2 separate regions of the Homo sapiens genome follow, and region 2 is linked to region 1. The links are chromatin loops, found by intact Hi-C in ENCODE. Cell type or tissue: PC-9. All regions are shown on one strand. Region 1 overlaps RYR3 (ryanodine receptor 3). Region 2 overlaps AVEN (apoptosis and caspase activation inhibitor).

Region 1 (5,000 bases):
CGAGCCCAAAAAGTCAAAACTGTTAGGGATGGGACCCAAGATTCTGGCTTTTGAAGCTTCCCAAGTGATTCCAATATGTAGTCCAGATTAGGAATCACTGCTGTAGGGCACTCCAGAGAGAGGATCAACAGCCTTCCCCCTTTAGGGGCCAGCTGAGTATGGTCTTGATTTCTTGTTGAATGAGTTCTTTTCTAATCACAGATGAAATTACTATGCATTGGGGAGCTAGGGCTACCTGGAAAAAAAAACTCATCGGTCCTCACATCGATGTGAGTAGAACATCACACCAAAAGGTAATCTCAGCAATGAGATAGCACTACACACATATCAGAATGGCCAAAATGCAGAACACTGACAACACCAAATGCTGGCAAGGATGTGGAACAACAGGAACTGTCATTCATTGCTGGTGGGAGTGACAATGGTATAGTCACTTTGGAAAGTAGTTTGTCAGTTTCTTACAAAACTAAATATACTCTTAACTATATGATTCAACTATCTTACTCCTTGGTTTTTTTACCCAAATGAGTTGGAAACTTATGTCCATACAAAAACCTGTATGCAGATGCTTGTAGCAGCTTTATTCATAATTGCCAAAACTTGGGAGCAATCAAGATGTTTCTGAGTGGGCGAATGGATAAATAAACTGTGGTACATCAGACCATGGAATTTATTCAGTGCTAAAAAGAAATGAGCTATCAAGCAATGAAAATACATAGAGGAACCTTAAACCCATATTACTAAGTGCAAGAAGCTAATCCGAAAAGGCTACATGCTGTATGATTCCAACTATATGGCTTTCCGGAAAAGGCAAAGCTAAGGAAACAGTGAAAAGATCAGTGGTGTCAGGGGTTGGGGGAGGGAGAGATGAACAGGCTGAGCACAGAGAATTTTTAGGGCAGTGGAAACAGTATAATGATGGATGTATGTCATTAAATACTTGTCCAAACCAATAGAATGTACAACACCAAGAGTGAACCCTAATGTAAATTATGAAATTTGGGTGATAACGATGTTTCAATATAAGTTTATCAGTTGTCACAAATGTGCCACTGGTGAGGGATAATGATAATGGGGAAGGCTGTGCCTGTATGGGGCCAGGGATATATGAGAACTCTGAGTACCCTTTGCTCAATTTTGCTGTGAACCGAAAACTGCTCTGAAAAATAAAGCCTGTTACAAAACAGTTTTAAAATGTTGTAAAAAGGATAATCTCATGCTTATATTTCAAATATAACAATGATCACTATGTTTAAAATGCTTTTTAAAATTAAGCTGTATCTACTGTCTTTGTATTGTCTAAGGCCTACAGGCTTTAACTGCTTTATGGAACAAGCTGTGTCATTGCATGGTATTATTTTCTTGGGGTGGGGAGTAAAGGCTGGTTGATGGGAAGGAGGCCTCGACCCAGGCCCCAAAAAGGGTTTTCTCCCAGAGATCTCCTTCCCAAACCAGGCCTAATATTATGTTACTGCTTCATTCAACACAAGATTTTTATGATAACTGGCAGACAATTAAGCTAATTAGAATATTTTTGATCTTTCAAGAGAGACAAATTTCAGTGGACACACCAATTAACCTCCAGGAATTAATAAGGTACCTAGGTTTTGCACTTTGCCGCTTCAAAAGGAAGATTAATGCCCCATTATTTGTTTTTATGAGCCTCTATTTTCTTAACGGTAGAAAATGGAGTAAATAATGAGTTTACACAAAAAGAAATCGTTTCCATCAGCTTTAATTTGTAATTGGTTGGTAATGCATCAATAACAGCTGCGATCGTGTTCCACCTTTTGCTGGAGCTGAACTCCAGGTGTATTTTAGAAACCACATCAACCAAGGACCCCTGCCTCCCAACATAAGCTGTTTCCTAATAACAAAGTCGCATTGGTGAGACTGATTTGAGCTGCAAATATTTCTAAAGAATCAGACTTTGGAGAAATTCGATTTTTTTTTCTTTTTTTTTTTTTTTTTTTGAGACAGAGTCTCGCTCTGTCGCCCAGGTTGGAGTGCAGTGGTGCCATCTCCACTCTCTGCAAACTCCGCCTCCCAGGTTCACACAATTCTCCTGCCTCAGCCTCCTAAGTAGCTGGGACTATAGGCACCCGCCACCACGCCTGGCTAATTTTTTGTATTTTTAGTAGAAAAAGGGCTTCACCATGTTAGCCAGGCTGGTCTCGAACTCCTGACCTCAGGTGATCACCCCACCTTGATCTCTCGAAGTGCTGAGATTACAGGCGTGAGCCACCGCGCCTGGCCGAGAAATTGGAATTTTACATCAAACAAAAAGTAGAGCTCACAGCCCCTATTACTGTACTTTTAGAGCTTTTCTTCTTGATCACTTGAGCTCTAGATGTAGCAGGCAAACTGATACTTAACTAGGTTTTTTCATTGTTTATTTTAATAAGTCAGGAATTCACAGAATTACAGACTTATTGCACTCTTTGTATTCAAGTTAGTGAATCTTAGGTGACAATTGCTAATTAGCTGAATAATTGAAACATTGAGTGATTTTTGCATTCTAACTATTGGATTCTGAGACAAGGCTACTTACTTGCTGTGTATTTTCACCCTGGGGCTTTTTATCACAAGGCCAGCTCCAGAAACAGTTGTGAAACAGACGACTTTTGTTCTCCATCTGCATACATCCTTCTTATTGTAGATGCTCCAAGGATTTCTTCCCTGGCATTCCAACATTTAACAAAGGGGTGTCAGCTTTACCTCCTTAGCTCCTTAGGCAATAGTGGAAAAAATCCAGGGATTCATGAGCTGAACTTATATACCAAATTGTGTTTATGTGTGTACACCTTTCTCTGGAGAAAACCATAGGTTCCACTAGGTTTTTTTTAAAGTTTGGCAATGTAAAAAAAGCAAAATTCGTGTTGCTTATCTCTCCTTTCTCTACCTCAAAATTTATTTGTGCCATGAACTCTGTAATTTGATAGATTATTCTTTAAATAGTTACTGTGTTTGCCTATTAACGGAGTTGTTTTGAGAACAAAGCCTTACCCCAAACAAATGATTCCAGTAGTGAGAATTTCATGGCCCAGATCATAAGGCGGAGGGCTTTAAAGTTCTCTTCAAATCGCACCAGTAGGTGGCCTCAGATTCCACCTGTGCAGCTGCTCAACGCCAGTTTCTCCCTCTGCAGAGTTCAGGGGACCTTAGAGATGACTAGAAAATGAACTGCACCTTCTTTCTGTTATATTCTTTGCACATAATCAGTGACTATATTTTGAGTATGCATATATCCTAGAACATTTTGTCACATAGCAATTAGAATTCCACTTCGGGTATCCCAATTCATTAGCACTCTTTTTCTGAATTTTAACTGTACTCTTTTCAAGTGTTTCATCATCTACTCTTGTTTATCCGAGATCTTGTGTATTAGGAGCTGTTTTGAGGCTTGGCTGTAATATGCTTATTGTTCAGTGTTTCTTTCATTCCTCCTTTATTATTATGTTTTCATTTTATTTATCTACGTTTGTCATTTCATACTGCAGTCACTTGAGGCCTTCCATGTTACAGCAACTCCTGCGACGCCTCGTTTTTGATGTGCCGCAACTCAATGAATACTGCAAAATGCCTCTCAAGGTAAACATCACTATTGTTACAGAAATACAGTCTATTGCACAGGAAACTTGCCTTGTAATATGTGATGTCTTCACAATTTAGAAGGAAAAATACATGCTAAATGGGTTTTACTCCCTTAAGTTGATGGTTAGCTAACAAGATAGATCCCACAAAACCAAGTCCTTTCTTGAATGCCGAGGTTGAAGAAAATTGCTCCAATTTTCTTTAACTGCTTTCCACTGACTGCTTGATATTTAGCTGCATTTAATACGAGGACTTAGATTTTGTGCTTCCCCAATGTAATTAGGTTTTCAGATTGTGTTCATCTCAAAAAGCTTTGAAGGCCCTGTGGTTTTTCATTAAATTGATTAAAATGTCCCTTTTCTATTCCATACTGTTTTGTGCTTTTCTTCTTTGTAAGAAATCTTTTTTGTTTGTTTGTTTTCTACTTTTTTTTTAAATGAGATGGAGTCTTGCTCTGTCACCCAGGCTGAAGTGCAGTGGTGAGATCTCAGCTCACTGCAACCTCTACCTCCCAGGTTCAAGCAATTCTCCTGCCTCAGCCTCCTGAGTAGCTGGGACTAGAGGCACATGCTACTATGCCCAGCTAATTTTTGTGTGTTTGTTTGTTTTTTAGTAGAGATGGGGTTTCACCATGTTGGCCAGGCTGGTCTCAAACTCCTGACCTCAAGTGATCTACCTGCCTCAGCCTCCCAAAGTGCTGGGATTACAGGTATGAGCTACTGTGCCTGGCTCTCTTTCTTAACAAAAAGACCACAGACCCCTCTCTTTTATTATTATTTTTTTGAGACAGAGTCTCGCTCTTGTACTCACACTTGAGTGCAGTGGCACAGCCACGGCTTACTGCAACCTTGAGCTCCCGAGTTCAAGCAACCCTCCCTCCTCAGTCTCCCAAAGTGCTGGGATTACAGCAGGTGTGAACCACCATGCCTGGCCTTCCCTTTTTTTTATTGTCTTGTTTCTGGTTTTCTCATAAATTACAAATATTTTATCACTAGAGGCATCTGGGCCTGGTGGGAGGACACCAGAATCAGTCATCCACCCAAGCAGACAGTGTTTTTTACCTTTTATCTCTGAGGCACCTGCCATATTCCCATATGCAAAAGTGTTAGCAATGGCTAGCCACACCTGAAAATCCTACCTAATGATTTTAACAGCACTTTCCTTTATAGTCCAAGCGAGCATTTCAGGCAGCATTTTACTGTGCTAACAAGAATTCCCAGAGGGCTTTAGTTCAATCCCCTGTCTTCATGCCAGGCAGAAAACAGTTTGTATGTTCTTAGAGATTCCACAGTCCTCCAAGGGCTAATTCTACTCTCTAGCAGCCCCAGTTTTCATCTCAAAAAAATACTTTAACTGAAAACCATAGTTAAAGTATTACCATCTTAATTTGGTATTGCTTCCTCTGC
Region 2 (5,000 bases), 260 kb after region 1:
TGCACAACTTCAGGGCAGGAAAATGATAGTTCAGGATGATGAAAATGATGCAGCTGGACCAGCAAAAACAAAGAATTGCTTCAAAACAACAGAAAACACAAAATGGCGCTGGAGACTAGCAGTTTAGCACACAAATTCTGCTCTTATCTTTTGAAGGTTTTTAAAAAGAAAATCAGGCCGGGCGCGATGGTTCACGCCTGTAATCCCAGCACTCTGGGAGGCCAAGGCAGGGGGATCACGAAGTCAGAAGATTTGAGACCATCCTGGCTAACAAGGTGAAACCCCGTCTCTACTAAAAAAATACAAAACAGTTAGCTGGGCGTGGTGGCGGGCACCTGTAGTCCCAGCTACTCGGGAGGCTGAGGGAGGAGAATGGCGTCAGCCCGGGGGGCGGAGCTTGCAGTGAGCCGAGATTGCGCCACTGCACTCCAGCCTGCGCGACAGATCAGGACTCCGTCTCAAAAAAAAAGAAAAAAGAAAATCAAATTAGGCCCAATATTCAATATTCAGCTACAAGGAAAAGTTTTTTTGTTATCGGAGTTTTCCTTGTTTTTATTTTTTTGGTTATCCAATTGAAAATTTTTTTAGCCCTGTCAGCCAGAACAAATTTTTTAATTTATAGTTCTGTTTGTGTTATTTCAGATGTTTTAAATATCAAAGGGAAGAATCTTCTTCTACTATATTGCCTTTGTAATATGAGACTATATTGGCACAAACTATATACCATACAAGAAGAGGGAAAAAAATGAGCTGAATCAATGAGGACAAATAAAACTGTCTTGTTGCCTCATGGAAAGAAAAGGTTCGAGGTTTAATTTAAAAGTACAGGCTGCTAGAGTAATATCCTTTCTTTTCCCTTCAGTCTAATTGTTGGCACAAGGAACAGAGGAGGGAAGAAATTCCAATGTCATTACAATTAAAATTTCCTACCCAAAATAGCTTTTCATAAAATTAAATTGAAGAAAATATATAATAGTTTTAAGCAAAAATATGCACAGACAACAACTATACTGACCAAACTGCAGTCTGGTTATTTCGTTTTTATTTGTATCTCTAAAAATAGTGTTTACAGACTTGCACATAATATTTTCCCCACGTTTTCTTCAATATTGATCCAGTGCATTCTGCTCACACTGTTAAACATTTTTCTAACTCTGGCTATCTGTGACATCTTGAAAGGAACAGACAATGCATATTGCATGAATTCAATGATTTGACTTTTGGGGAAAAAAAATGAAGGGCAGAAGAAATTTCTCATAGATCTTACTTTTTACGTTTGAAGGTAAGAGTGGGGTGCCATTTTCAAAGCTCTTGAAACGTAACTTAGAACTGCCAAGAATACTGTTCAAAAAGAAAAGCCAAAGGCATGATTATCTCTTTCAGAGACTAACAGAAAGAGTTCTACAAAGACACCTAAAGACTCACAATCTTACCAGAAAAAGTATGACTTTGAACAACCGTCCCCTTTCCCATATCCACCACTAATAAAAATGAGAGTGTCACTGTCAGTGGTCAGAAACAAACAGAGCAGGCAATGCCCGTGTGGCACAAGTGGAAGGAGGCAGGCTGGAAAGGGCTGCCTCTCCAAAAATGGTTCCCACCTCTATGGTGGTAACAGAAATTTTACCATTAGAAATCCACTTTTAAAGAGTTTTATTCCTTTTATAAAGAGATCTGTAAAATAAAAAATTGATAATACATATGAGCTTATAGAATAATTATTAAACCAACATAAATAACAATCATCCAGGCCAGGAAATAGAATACTGCCAACACCACACCTGCTACCGGGCCCTCCTCAATCATTACACCTCATCTCCCCACTAGAGGTGACCGCAATCATGATATCTGGAATAATCATTTCCTTGATTGTCACTTTAGTATTTAAATATACATCCTTAAAAAATAGGGTTTTTTTTTCCTGTGTTTGAACTTTATATAATAGAATCATACTAACGAATTCTGTGGGCATGTTTCTTTTACTTCATGCTATGTTGAAAAGATTCATCCACTTATTTAAGTATTCATTCCACTATTAATGAATATTTGCGTTGCTTCCATCTGAGGCTCTTCTGAACATACAGCTGTGAACATTTGGGCACACACGTGCTGGAGTTTCTCTAGAACAGGGGGTCCCCCACCCCCAGACCATGGATCAGTACCGGTCTGTGGCTTGTTAGGAACCGGGCTGCATAGCAGGAGGTGAGTGGTGGGCAAGTGAGCAGATTCTTCTCTATTTACAGCCACTCCCTACTGCTTGCATTAGTGCCTGAGCGCCACCTCCTGTCAGATCAGCAGCAGCATTCGATTCTCATAGGAGCCAAACCCTATTGTGAACTGCACATGCAAGGGATCCAGGTTGCACGCTCCTTATGAGAATCTAAGGCCTGATGATCTGTCAGTCTCCCATCATTCCCAGATGGGACCATCCAGTTGCAAGAAAACAAGCTTAGGACTCCCATTGAGTCTACATTATGGTGAGTTGTATAATTATTTCACTACATATCACAATGTAATAATAATAGAAATAAAGCACATAATAAATGTAACACGCTTGAATCATCCTGAAACCGTCATCCTCACCCTGGTCTGTGGAAAAATTGTCTTCCACAAAACCGGTCCCTGGTGCCAAAAAGGTTGGGGACCTCTGCTCTAGAGTATCCTTTAAGGGTGAAAGTGCTAGATCTTCAGTTTTATCAGAAAATGGCAAACTATCTTCCAAAGTGAGCATCGACATATACATACAGTGTGTGTGAAATAGAAATTCACTTTTTAATTACAAGTCTTCAAAAATTCACTGTTACAATGGAAATCTACTTAGAGAATATATGTTAAGCTATATTCTCTACTCTTGAAGTTCTATATTCTCTACTCTTAGATAAAGGTGTACTCTTAGATAAAGGTCTATCTTCCAAATAACATTTGAGAATTGGACCAGAGGTCCAGCTAATTTGGGAAGAAAAAAATAACATACAGGCAACCATCCACATTGGTAGATTTAACCAACCATAGATCAAAAATATTTTTTAAAAATAAAAAATAATAATACTGGCCAGGCACAGTGGCTCACACCTGTAATCTCAGCACTTTGGGAGGCCAAAGAGAGAGGATCACTTGAGACCAGGAATTCAAGACCAGCCTGGGCAACACAGCAAGGTCCTGTCTCTACAAAAAAATGAAGAAATCAGCCAGGTGTGGGTGGCACACCTCTATAGTCCCACCTACTCAGGAGGCTGGGGCAGGAGGATTGCTTGAGCCCAGGAGGTCAAGGCTGCAGTGAGCTATGATCATGCCACTGCACTCCAGCCTGGGTGACAGAGGAAAACCCTGTCTCTCTAAAAATAAATGAATAAAGAAAATTATTTTAAAATAACAATACAACAATAAAAATACAAATAAAAAATAATACAGTATAACTTTACATAGCACTTACATTGCATTAGATATTATAAGTGATTTAAAGATGATTTAAAGTATATAAAGGAAGGTATCTATACTTTTTGCATAGGTTATATGCAAATATTTTGCCATTTTATATCAGAGACTTAGCATTCCTAGATTTTGGTATCCACAGGCGTCCTGAAACCATCCCTCTTGGATACCAAGGGAAAACTTTTGAGTCCTTAAGTCCTCAAAAGCAATTGCAACAAAACCAAAAATTGACAGGTGGGACCTAATTAAACTAAAGAGTTTCTGCTCAGACATTTTTCGAAGTTACTGAAATGACTAAATGAATCAGATGCTTCAGACCACACCAAACTGCAGGTCATAAGCCATTAGTGGGACATTATATCATTTGGGTTTTTAAAATGCTGCTGCAGCTCCCAGCGTGATCAATGCAGAAGACAGTGATTTCTGCATTTCCAACTGAGGTACCTGGTTCATCTCATTCGGACTGGTTGGACAGTGGGTGCAGGCCACGGAGGGCGAGCTGAAGCGGGGCGGGGCGCTGCCTCACCCTGGAAGCGCAAGGGGTCAGGGGATTTCCCTTTCCTAGCCAAGGGAAGCCATGACAGACTGTACCTGGAAAATCTGGACACTTCCGCCCAAATACTGCGCTTTTCCAACAGTCTTAGCAAATGGCACACCAGGAGTATATCCCACACATGGCTAGGTGGGTCCCACACCCACACAGCCTTGCTCACTGCTAGCGCAGCAGTCTGAGATAGACCTGTGAGGCAGCAGCCTGGCAGGGGGAGGGGCGTCTGCCATTGCTGAGACTCGAGTAGGTAAACATTGTGGCTGGGGAAGCTTGAAGTGGACAGAGCCCACTGCAGCTTAGCAAGGCCTGCTGCCTCTGTAGACCCCACCCCTGGGGGCAGGGCATAGCTGGACAAACGGCAGCAGAAACTTCTGCAGACTTAAACGTCCCTGTCTGACAGCTCTGAAGAGAGGTGTGGTTCTCCCAGCACAGTGTTTGAGTTCTGAGAACCGACAGACTGCCTCCTCAAGTGGGTCCCTGAACCCCATGTAGCCTAACTGGGAGACAACTCCCAGTAGGGGCCGACTGACACCTCATACAGGCGGGTGCCCCTCTGGGACGAAGCTTCCAGAGGAAGGATCAGGCAGCAACATTTGCTGTCCTGCAATATTTGCTGTTCTGCAGCCTCCGCTGGTGATACCCAGGCAAACAGGGCCTGGAGTGGACCTCCCACAAACTCCAACAGACCTGCAGCTGAGGGACCTGACTGTTAGAAGGAAAACTAACAAACAGAAAGGAATAGCATCAACATCAACAAAAAGGACATCCACACCAAAACCCCATCTGTAGGTCACCAGCATCAAAGACCAAAGGTAGATAAAACCACAAAGATGGGGAGAAACCAGAGCAGAAAAGCTGAAAATTCTAAAAACCAGAGCGCCTCTTGTCCTCCAAAGGAACGCAGCTCCTCGCTAGCAAGAGAACAAAGCTGGATGGAGAATGACTTTGATGAGCTGACAGAAGTAGGCTTCGGAAGGCTGGTAATAACAAACTTCTCCCAGCTAAAGGAGGCTGTTCG

What was found. Peaks named below come from ENCODE experiments on the same cell type or tissue, not always from the same donor. Only the 100,000 strongest peaks of a DNase experiment are listed, where the experiment ranks them.
Region 2: it touches region 1 in a loop (18-fold over the local background); 15 of 110 quality-filtered maps call a loop at or near these places.

Annotation. Positions count from the first base shown.
Region 1 is chr15:33,732,735-33,737,734 of GRCh38, forward strand. It overlaps RYR3 (ryanodine receptor 3), which reads left to right. Exons shown (of 104, transcript NM_001036.6): 49 at 3,501-3,591. Among named protein-coding and RNA genes, the nearest start is that of CHRM5, 230 kb to the right of the region's middle. In PC-9, a CTCF peak has its summit at 3,121 (motif pointing right); no DNase peak of the experiment used is centred here.
Region 2 is chr15:33,991,930-33,996,929 of GRCh38, forward strand. The region is part of intron 2 of AVEN (apoptosis and caspase activation inhibitor); the gene reads right to left. All of the region lies in intron 1 of CHRM5 (cholinergic receptor muscarinic 5), which reads left to right. Among named protein-coding and RNA genes, the nearest start is that of CHRM5, 26 kb to the left of the region's middle. In PC-9, a CTCF peak has its summit at 2,264 (motif pointing left); no DNase peak of the experiment used is centred here.